2 separate regions of the Mus musculus genome follow, and region 1 is linked to region 2. A link is a contact called in ENCODE POLR2A ChIA-PET data. All regions are on one chromosome and are shown on one strand. Each heading gives the region's core, a stretch centred on a gene start or an enhancer-like site at or near the end of the contact. The rest is flanking DNA. Distances are from core to core; before and after follow the strand shown. Region 1 holds the start of Smg5 (Smg-5 homolog, nonsense mediated mRNA decay factor (C. elegans)). Region 2 holds the start of Slc25a44 (solute carrier family 25, member 44).

Region 1 (5,086 bases), core at 1,971-4,470, 89 kb after region 2:
TCTTCTCTAGTTTACACAAAAGTATGGCAAGTAATAGCTATGGAAGCAGGCAAATTAAGCTCTGCTGTAGACACAAAGGCAATCCAAACACAGACTGACGATGCCAGAACAAACCAAGATGTGCTCTTAGGCCAGAGAAAGTGGACCACAGCAAGCCTGGACTCTGTATGACCCAGTAGCAAGCACACTACTAAAAGCTACCCTACATAGGGCCAAATGACTGACAGCACCCAGCTGAACGAGTGGGCTGGAAATCAAAGCATTCTCACAGACAAGCTTGATAACTAAATATTCTGGAGTTCAGTCACCTTTCAGGCTACCTAGAAGTGAGAGCCAAGCCCTTTCTGCCAAGCTGGACTTCAATGCTAGAGGCAGCAGCTTAGTCCCTTGGACAGGGTGAGTTTGTTAGGGACAGGATCTTGCTGTCTTCATTCTCCGAGTTCAAATTCAAGTGACTGTCCTGTCTAGGCATCCTGAGCCCAAAGGGGCTTCAGTACCACAGGCAGACTTAATAAGAGTATAGGTGTTTTGTTTTTTTGTTGATGCCACTTGAAGACTGAACCCAGAGCCTCCACTAACCTACTACACCCCCAGCCCAAGCATTTGTACTTTTATGAACAGACTCCAGAAATTTCATTACATTCTCAATTATGTATTTATTTATCTTTTGTTTTTTTTTTTTTTTTTCCAAGACAGAGTTTCTCTCTGTGTAGCCTTGTCTGTCCTGGAACTCAGAAATCCGCCTGCCTCTGCCTCCTAATTACTGGGATTAATTAAAGGCGTGCACCACCACGCCCGGCCTCAATTTTTAAAAAGAGCTCCAAAGAGAAACACTTAGCTCTGGGAGTACTTAGCACCTCTTCCCCATTCTCTATCAGACCATAAGCTTCTTCAAGAAACTATAGAACCTTGCCAGAGCGCACGCCTGTCGTCTCAGCACTCAGGAAGCAGAAGCAGGCTTATCTCTGAGTTCCAGCCCAGTCTGATCTACAGAGAGAGCTCCAGAACAGCCAGGGCTCAAGAAACAAACAAAACTATAATCTCCCTTTGAAAAACCACAAAAATTAGTCTTGTCTCAAATCAAAGTCGTACAAATATTTCTAAAATAAGTACAGAGTTAATAAACCTAATAAATTCAGTGGTGTTTATAGATTCCCCAGCAACCCCTTTCTTCCTTCTTTTTCTTTGGATAGCCTTAAAAGAAATCAAAATGCTCTATTTGTAGATTGCTAGCTTCAGGAGTTTTTCCAATTTTCTGAAACTCAATGACAGCTCCACAGACTAACACATTTATCAAAAGTCAGAATGTCATCACCAGTGCCTTACACACACACACACACACACACACACACACACATGCATGTACACACACCAAACACAAACATAACAAAACTGGCTGCCTCAGTTGTTTACCCTGCTCAAAACCAACACAGTCACAGATAACCCCCCCCCCACACACACACACACATACCCACATACATACATACAAGTCACATACTGCAAGCAACCTGTCACACACCAGCTCAACCTGTCAGTCCTGAGAAAGGAAGGTGTGAGAAATTGAGAAAGCTGGCCTGACACAGTCAGAAGATTGTCCAGAGCCATTCCCCAGGCTGGAGACAAGCAAGGAATATCGAAGACACTGCCCACGCTGTGTCTGACAGGCTGCTCAGCACTTCGAGGCATGACTGGTTACACAAGCCATTTCTGGAGAACTCCTCGGCCTGGGGATCACTGCTTGGGGCCCCTTGGTGGGATGGAAGCCGTGGCATCAACTTCCTATTTCCAAACAGGCCTACATTCCCTTTCGCCTCCTAGCTTACAAGGCCAGAAGAGGCAGAGCACATGAATCAAGCAGCTCTGGGTTTTCTCATGGCAGCCTCCATTCAGCAGGGCCTGAGGTAAGACGGAAGCTGGAGCTCCACCTCCTACTAGAAGGCAGAACAGTCAGCGTGGTCTCCACTCTTCATCTTCCCATGACTCAGCTCTGCGATCTACGTTTTACCTACACTCTGTGGACATGAGATCCTAAGGAAGAACTGAGTCACAGGGTGCCTGCACCGATGAACCCAAAGTCCTCCTTCCTAGTCAACAAAATAATTAGCCTTTCTAGTCTTTATTCCAACTCAAGAGTCCACAAAATGTAAGCCATAATGGATTTCATAGTGTATTCAAATCAAACCTATATATGTATATAAAATTTGAAATTTCTTTCTTAAAAGATTTACCTTTAATTTTTGTGCACTGGTGTTTTGCCTACACGTATGTCTGTGCGAGTGTCAGATCCCATAGTTACAGTTAATGAGCTGCTATATGGGTGCTGGGAATCGAACCAGGAACCTCGGGAAGAGCAGCCAGGGATGAGCCATCAATCAAATTCTGTTTTTTGTTTGTTTGTTTTTCGAGACAGGGTTTCTCTGTGTAGCCCTGGCTGTCCTGGAACTCACTCTGTAGACCAGGCTGGCCCAGAACTCAGAGATCCACCTGCCTCTGCCTCTTGAGTGCTGGGATTAAAGGCGTGCGCCACCACGCCCGGCTCAAATCCTTCCTTTTAAGGAAGAAACTGAGGCCCAAGGTCACATAGCGAGAGGGGCAAATGAAGGACATGAACCTGGTTTGGAGGACGTCAGTCAATGGCTGTTTCCAGTAAACCACAGGTGCCCGGTAGGGTTCTGAGCACCAGTCCCTTTCGGGTCTTCTCCACCCGTGACCCCCATCCTCAGCTGCCCCCAATTCCCACCGGCTCTCTCCAACTCCGCAAAGCCCCGCGTCACGCTAGGCTCACCGCGGCAGGGGTTCCTGCACTCGCTTCAAACCTCCCACCCACCCACCCACCCACTGCTTCTCAGCTCCTCCCGGGACGCCCGCCCGCACCCCGCTGCACCCCCGCCCTCGCCCGGCCCGCCCGCCAGCCGCAGGCCCCGCCCCTCGCCGGCCCCGCTTCCCCGCCGCGGCTGCACACACACACCCTGGCCCTCTCACCGGTAAAGCCGCTTGGTGTGGAGGACCTTTGCCTCGGGTTCGCTGCTCTCCCCTGGAGGAGGGCCTTGGCTCATGGTGCCTGGGCCCGAGGGCACCTCCTGGTCACAGGCCCCCGCCACCCACCACTGGCGCCTCCACTGCCGTCTCCAGCTGTACCCGCAGCCGCCACTGCCGCCGGCCCTGCTCGGCCGCCATCGCTGTGAGGCGGCTGCCTGAGATGGCTCCTCCTCCACCTATCAAATCTCGCGATAGCTGCCGCCAAGCCGCGGACCGGCGACCAACCCACCAAGTCTCGCGAAAAATTGCCTTCTCTCTCCGGGAAGTCAACCGAGCTGGTTGTGGGTGGCATGGCTTCTGCTGGGCTTAAGTCCTCGGGGGACACTTTATTGCCACAGATGTAGAGAAACTGAGCGTTCTAGCGCAGGCTCATCCGCCTAGCTCGTCGGCAGCCGAGGCAACCTGCAGCGAGTTCCCACCCTGCTACGTGCAGAGACCCTGTCTCAAGTTTAAAAAGAGCGCGCTGGCGAGATGACTCAGCGGCTAAAGGCGCTTGCGGCCAACCTGAGCCCGACCCCTGGAGCCCGCATGGTATAAGGTGAATTGACTCCAGCAGGTTGGCCTGAACTTCACACGCGAGCTCCGTGTCACGCTCCCTAGCCCCCAAAATAAAATGAATTTAAAAAAATTAAGTTTCCAGGGGAAAAGAAAAGAGACCGTAGAGTGCAAAGCTCGCCATGGGACAGCTAGGTGCTGGAGAAGTGACTACCCACATGGCAGCTCACAACCATCTGAAACTCCAGCTCCAGGGGGTCCGAAACCCTCATACAGACATGTTTAGAGGCAAAACGCCAAAGTGCATAAAATAATAAAACGAATGGGCCAGCTATCATTGAATCAGACATCGTTGCAGAAGAGGGGCAGCGAAAAGATTTTAAGATCCGGAGGTTGTGGAGATCGGCATGCACAAGGTCAAGTCAGCTGCCAAAATCCCAGCGCGCCTGAGGGGTGGCTCCTGAAGTTGCTTGTTTTTTAAAGGAATTCTTCCCGAGAGAGTTATTTATTTATATTTTGTGGGTGCATGCATACAACATACACGTGGCCAGAGAACTTGGGAGAGTCAGTTTTCTTTTAAAAGTGTGGTTCTCTGGGGAATCAGACTCAGGTAGTCAGGCTTGGTGAGCCATCTTGTCAGCCCTATTGTTTTCCTAACTATAAGGCGGATCTTTGGGGTTCTCTCTCTCTCTCTCTCTCCACATTATAATGGCAATGTATATACCACTATGCTCCTGGCTCCAGCCACCAAGTCTCCTTTCTATTCCTCAAACTGCCTCAAGTCTTTTTCCATCTGTTGGCTGCGCTGTTCCTCTACAGGGAACTTCCACTGGGTTTCAGCTTCAGTCACCCTAAAGAGGCTCTCACTACTGAAATTCTACTACTGATTTGGTGTGAACTTTAATGTTGGTTACCTGAACAGCTAGAAACCTTGTCACTTTGTTCTTTTCTGTACATGTGCCTAGACTAGCACTTTTTTTGTTTGTTGGAGTGTGTGTGTGTGTGTGTGTGTGTGTGTGTGTGTGAGAGAGAGAGAGAGAGAGAGAGAGAGAGTCTCTACATAACTCTGGCTGCTGGACCAGCCTGGCTTCAGACTCAGAAATCTGCCTGCCTCTGCCTCATGTGCTGGGATTAAAGGCTTGTACCACCACAGAAATAGCGCCTCATTAATAATAGATACCCAATAAACATTTACTGGATGAACAAACTTGCAGTGTCATCTTTTAGCCAATTTACTCTGAGCACCCTTTGATACACAAACCCACTTTTATACCCTGATGCTTCCCTGAGCTGGAAGCTCTTACAGATCCCAGAATACATTAAGTCCACACCTCTGTGCCCAGCTGCACCCTTACTTTCAAAAAGGATGACGTCCTCCTGTAGAGTCCTTCCAGTAGGCAGATTCTGTAGGGCAGGGCCTGCGCCTTTAATCTGGGCCCCACCCGCTCTGGTCAGACAGGTTTGGAGACACAGGCAAGGGAGGGAAACTGGGAAATACTTGCAGAGCCAGCCAGGAGCTAGGCAGCTCCTTTCCGGAGATCCTCCGCCTCTT
Region 2 (4,789 bases), core at 1,828-4,327:
ATGTGGTTATTGGGATTTGAACTCAGGACCTTCAGAAGAGCAGTCGGGTGCTCTTACCTGCTGAGCCATCTCACCAGCCCCCCATGCAGCTTCTTATTAAATTCAGAATAAAATGAAAAGAGCCTTAGGAATTGTGGGATTTGCTTCCAGCTCCCTTGCAACTGAGCCATGAGTGCATCGGCTACTCCCTCAGGCCTACCCTGAAAGTCCTGTTCCTTGGTGAAGCAGAGATGAAAGACAGCTGGCCTTAGTGAACTAGAGGTGAAGGTCCTTTGGGTTTGCAGTGTTATCTACCTTGACCATTGTCCTCCACAGGAACTTTTCCAGTATCTCATAGCCTCTTGACACAGCGCTGCTTTGTGAGCTGGGAGCTCTGCCATCTTGGAAATCCATTCACTTAGTCACTGGGAGCTATGAAGCATTGTGATGTGCCAAGTACATAAAAATGAGCAAACTGGGTCCCATTCTTGCCTCTGTGGAGCATGAAAGACAGAGAGCACACAAACACAACAGCATCCAGTACAGCTGGGCACAAGGACATCTCCTGCTTGAGTCCCGTGTGACAAACACGACTCTGTCCTTGACACAAACATCTGAGTCACTATCACAACCTCTGCCAATCACAAGCACCCAGCTGATTAAAATAAGATCCAGGCCCAGTACATGCCAATGTGCTCATGTATGCTGTTGCCCACAGTGGTTGGAAGAGGGTATCAGATGCCTTGGAGCTGGGGTTACAGGGAGCTGTGAGCCAATTGATATGGGAGCTTGGAAGGAAAGTTGAAAGTTGAGATAAGAATCGTGGTTACAGAAGACTGTAAAGAGGGGTGTGTGTGTGTGAGTGTGTGTGTGTGTGTGTGTGAGAGAGAGAGAGAGAGAGAGAAAGAGGGAGAGGGAGAGGGAGAGGGAGAGGGAGAGGGAGAGAGAGAGAGAAACAGTGACGAGTAAGAAATTTGTGCACAGGAAGAACATCACAGATCACATGATATGTTGTATATACCTCTGACCAAGCCAGCTCAGTTAATCAACAGGGTATCAAGGGAGTGATCTAGGATTGAAAAGAAAAAGAAAATTAGACAACATTATAACATGACTCCACCTAGTGCTGAGGCTGAAGTGGGTTTATCTTTTTCCAGTTGCTTTTATATCATTCTAAGGACATGCAAAGAATAAGGTCAACTCTAGGTCAAGGAACAAACAATTCTGGTGGTATTCAGGGACTTATCAAGATGATCAAGAACTTGAGCCCACATCCTCGTCCTAGCCAATGTCAAATTCCTGCCAAATTTCTAGAAGGCAGCCCCAAAGCTCTCCACGTTTCCCCAAAGCTAGAAGGGACTCTGAGTTTTCCCCCAAGCCCCCAGAAAGAAATGAATGTTCAGAGGCCATCACGATGTCTCAAGCCTGTAATCCCAGAACATGCCATGGTGAGGTAGAACCACTGCTATAAATCTGAAGTTACCCTAGGACCATGGTAAGTTTCAGAATAGCTTGGGCTACAATGTGAGACCTTGTCTCAAAACAAAATCACCTGGTACCCATTAATTACTACATTCAAACTTTGTTTTTATGTATCAGTATAGTTGAAAAAAAAAAAAGACAGATTGTGTCCTAGTTTGCTTTCCATTACTGTGATAAACAACACGACCAAAAACAATTTGACAAAGGATTTATTCTATCTTTTCTTTGATCTTTTTTGTTTTTTTGGTTTTTTTTTTTGAAACAGTCTCTTTATATATTCATGTAGGTCCTGGAACTCACTATGTAGATCACGCTGGCTTTGAACTCACAGGGATCCTTCTGCCTAGCCTCCGATGTTCTGGAACTAAAGGCTTGTGCAATCACACCCAACCTGGATTAATTTAACCTTACAGGTTACAGTTCATAATAAAGGCAAGGCAGGGCAGGAACCCAGAGGCAGAAACTGACACAGAGACTAAGAGAGAGTATATAGTGCTTTCTCCTTGGGTTCACATTCAGATTGCTCAAGGGTAGCACAGCCCACACTGGGCTGGGCCTTTCCACATCAGTCATTAACCAATAAAATGCTAACAAATCAGTCCACTGAAAGCAATTACTCGATTTACATTTCCTCTTCCCAGATGAATCTAGCCAACATCAAGCTGACAAAAACAAAACAACAAAATCTTTTTTGGGGGGCGGGAGTTGGGGGTTTGAGACAGGTTTCTCTGTGTATTCCTGGCTGTCCTGGAACTCACTCTGTAGACCAGGCTGGCCTCGAACTCAGAAATCTGCCTGCCTCTACCTCCCAAGTACTAAGATTAAAGGCGTGTGCCACCACGCCCGGCAAAACAAAATCTTACCAGCATAGACTGAAAGTATAGAACAAACAAACACCTTTTAAAAATATATATATGTGTAAAACCAGACCCACAGCTGGTGTCACCGCTGTTTATCCAAATTGAGTTACTATATCTGAAAATTAGCTACCTTATCGTGCCTTCCTTTACCTCTACTGTTTGGGCTCCAAATATGAGAAAAAGCTACGGAAAAACTAAAGATTAGATTTCCCCTCCTCTCTACTTAAAATTCGAATTCTAAAATTTAGGTTTGAATATAAAGATTCCACTAGATCTTTAAGCAAAAGGTGACTTCACTGTATTGTCAAGAAGAGTCCCAGAAACCAGGAGTGGAGGAGCAGGTCTGCAATCTTAGCACTTGGAAATCTGAGACAGGGGAATTAATGAGTTGGACGCCCCCCAGGTCTTGGTAGCAAGACTTTTCCCAAAAAGAAATGAAAGTAAAACAAAAAAAAGGAGAGAGAGAGAGAGAGAGAGAAGTAAAGAAGAAAAAGAAAGAGAAAGGGAGGGAGGGAGGGAGGGAGGGAGGGAGAGAGGGAGCAGAGTCCTCTGCCTCTGGGTTTAAGTGTCAGCCAATTACGAAGTCCCCTAGCAGGACTCGTTTGCGTGGTTGGCTTGAGGGCATATAGAAGCTAAAGGAGGCGGGGCTAGTTCCCTAATCCAAGATGGCCGAAGAGGCGCTTCTAGAGGGAGGCTCAAAGGCTGATAATGCCATTGGTGGAATTACCGCTGCTTCACAGTGGGAGGGAATGACAGCATCTCAGTTTCCGGTTCCGGCAATACCGGGATCCCAGTGGAGATGGAGGAAGATGCGAACCGAGTCTGGCTGTCGCTGGGACTGGAGGATAGCGCGGGGGCTGCGGTCTAGGAGTCCCAGTCTCAGACGCGGCTAAAGCGCTGGGGTCTGAGAAGGAAAGCGACCACGGTGCTTAGGTGTCTTGAAGGATCAGAGGTACCTAAGGTTCAACCTGTCGAGGAGGCAGTGGATATCTGTCTGTTCTGCGGGGCTGCATCGCCATGGGAAGCCGCTCTGCAGTTTTGGCAACGAAAGGCAAGTCCCCCGAGGCATCTCGTCCTGGCCGAGGAGCATGAGAGACTGACAGCTAGAGAAGCCTGACGAGGGGTATGCCCGGGGACTCTGAATTGGCCGTGCAAGAGCCTGACAGAAGGTGCATAAAGGAGGGTGTCACGTGGAGTGTGTGGAGGGGATTGTCATGTGGTGTGTGTGATGGAGGATCACGTGGAAATCTATTGAAGACCAATGAAGACTAGGTGGAACCTCACCATGCCGGAGGGAGGAGGCTTAGATTGGGAGGCGACATAGTCAGGACCTAGTGAAGGGCAATGAATAGCTAGCGGGACAGTTAATTCGCGTTTATGTGGGTGACAGCTCCCAGAATGCAGAACCTGAAGTGGCAGAGAGAAAGAAAAGAGGGTGCTGGGAAGTATCTGTTTTGTCTGAGAATGGCAGCCTGGTGTCTGGTCAGGAGTTGACCCGATGTGGTGGGAGTGGCTGATTGGAATGGACCAGTTAATCATCATTGTGTCCACTACCAAGGATGGAATCAGAGGACTCCTAACCTGGTTCTAATGATGCTGGAATCTGAGAATAGTTATAGTTCTTATAAAACTGACAAGCTGGAATAAGTAAAGCAATGCTTCTCACATTTTACAATCCATATATTATCTAGAGATGTTAGAGTGTTGTTTCTTATCAGCAGGTTTACAGTATGGCCTGAGTCCCCTCTGACCCCCAAGACAGGTTTTACTGTGTAAACCAGGCTGACCTTAAACTCCTGTTTCTCTTGCCTCAGCCCCCTTGGGCTAGTGTGATAGACCTGTGCTACCACACCTAGGTCTGCTCTTATATAGACAACTATATTGTCCATGCCATCTGTGGACCAGATGGCTGGTGAGGACTTGGAGTAACCCTGCTCAGTAGAACCTTGTGCAGTAAGGGAAATACTTTACTGTTAGCAAAATCCTTCCACAGTTGTTAACTCCAAGGGCCAAAGATCTAGCTCAGTTGGTAGAATGCGCATAGCACACAGCTCAGAATAAACCCGGCAAGTGTTATCGTGGCTCACATCTATAATCCCAGCATTTAGGAATTGCAGATAAGAGGCTCAGAAGTTCAAGGCCAGTTTGGGCCACTTGAAACTCATACCAAACAAACAACAAAACAGCAGCAAAGGCAGCAAAGCAAAGCAAGAGAGTAGTTCTGAGTTTTGCTTATGTGAGGAGAGTTGTAACACGTGCATATTTGAGCTAGTCTACTTTCCATTTCATTTGATAACTTCAAGCATAAAACGCTCCCTGGTCTGGGCGATCTGATGGGATGTACAGAAGGCACTTAGTGATTCACAAACAATGCTTTGGTTGTTGGTTTGGTTGGGGTTTTTTGTTTGTTTGTTTTGGTTTTTTTTGAGATAGGGTTTCTCTGTGTAGCCTTGACTGTCCTGGAACTC

Evidence for each region. ChIA-PET counts read pairs that join two places held with the same protein, here RNA polymerase II (POLR2A).
Region 1: POLR2A ChIA-PET joins it to region 2 with 24 read pairs in embryonic stem cell. The contact joins the promoter of Smg5 here to the promoter of Slc25a44 in region 2. POLR2A ChIA-PET finds 5 or more read pairs at or near these places in 5 of 5 experiments (Patski and embryonic stem cell).

What each region holds. Positions count from the first base shown.
Region 1 is chr3:88,334,394-88,339,479 of GRCm38, reverse strand. It overlaps Smg5 (Smg-5 homolog, nonsense mediated mRNA decay factor (C. elegans)), which reads right to left and starts at 3,220. Exons shown (of 22, transcript NM_178246.3): 1 at 2,983-3,220. The coding sequence starts at 3,056. It overlaps Tmem79 (transmembrane protein 79), which reads left to right and starts at 5,047. Exons shown (of 4, transcript NM_024246.5): 1 at 5,047-5,086.
Region 2 is chr3:88,423,429-88,428,217 of GRCm38, reverse strand. It overlaps Slc25a44 (solute carrier family 25, member 44), which reads left to right and starts at 3,077. Exons shown (of 4, transcript NM_178696.5): 1 at 3,077-3,490. The coding sequence starts at 3,447. Gm33513 (a long non-coding RNA gene) reads right to left here and starts at 3,138. Exons shown (of 3, transcript XR_375819.2): 1 at 3,049-3,138; 2 at 295-1,048.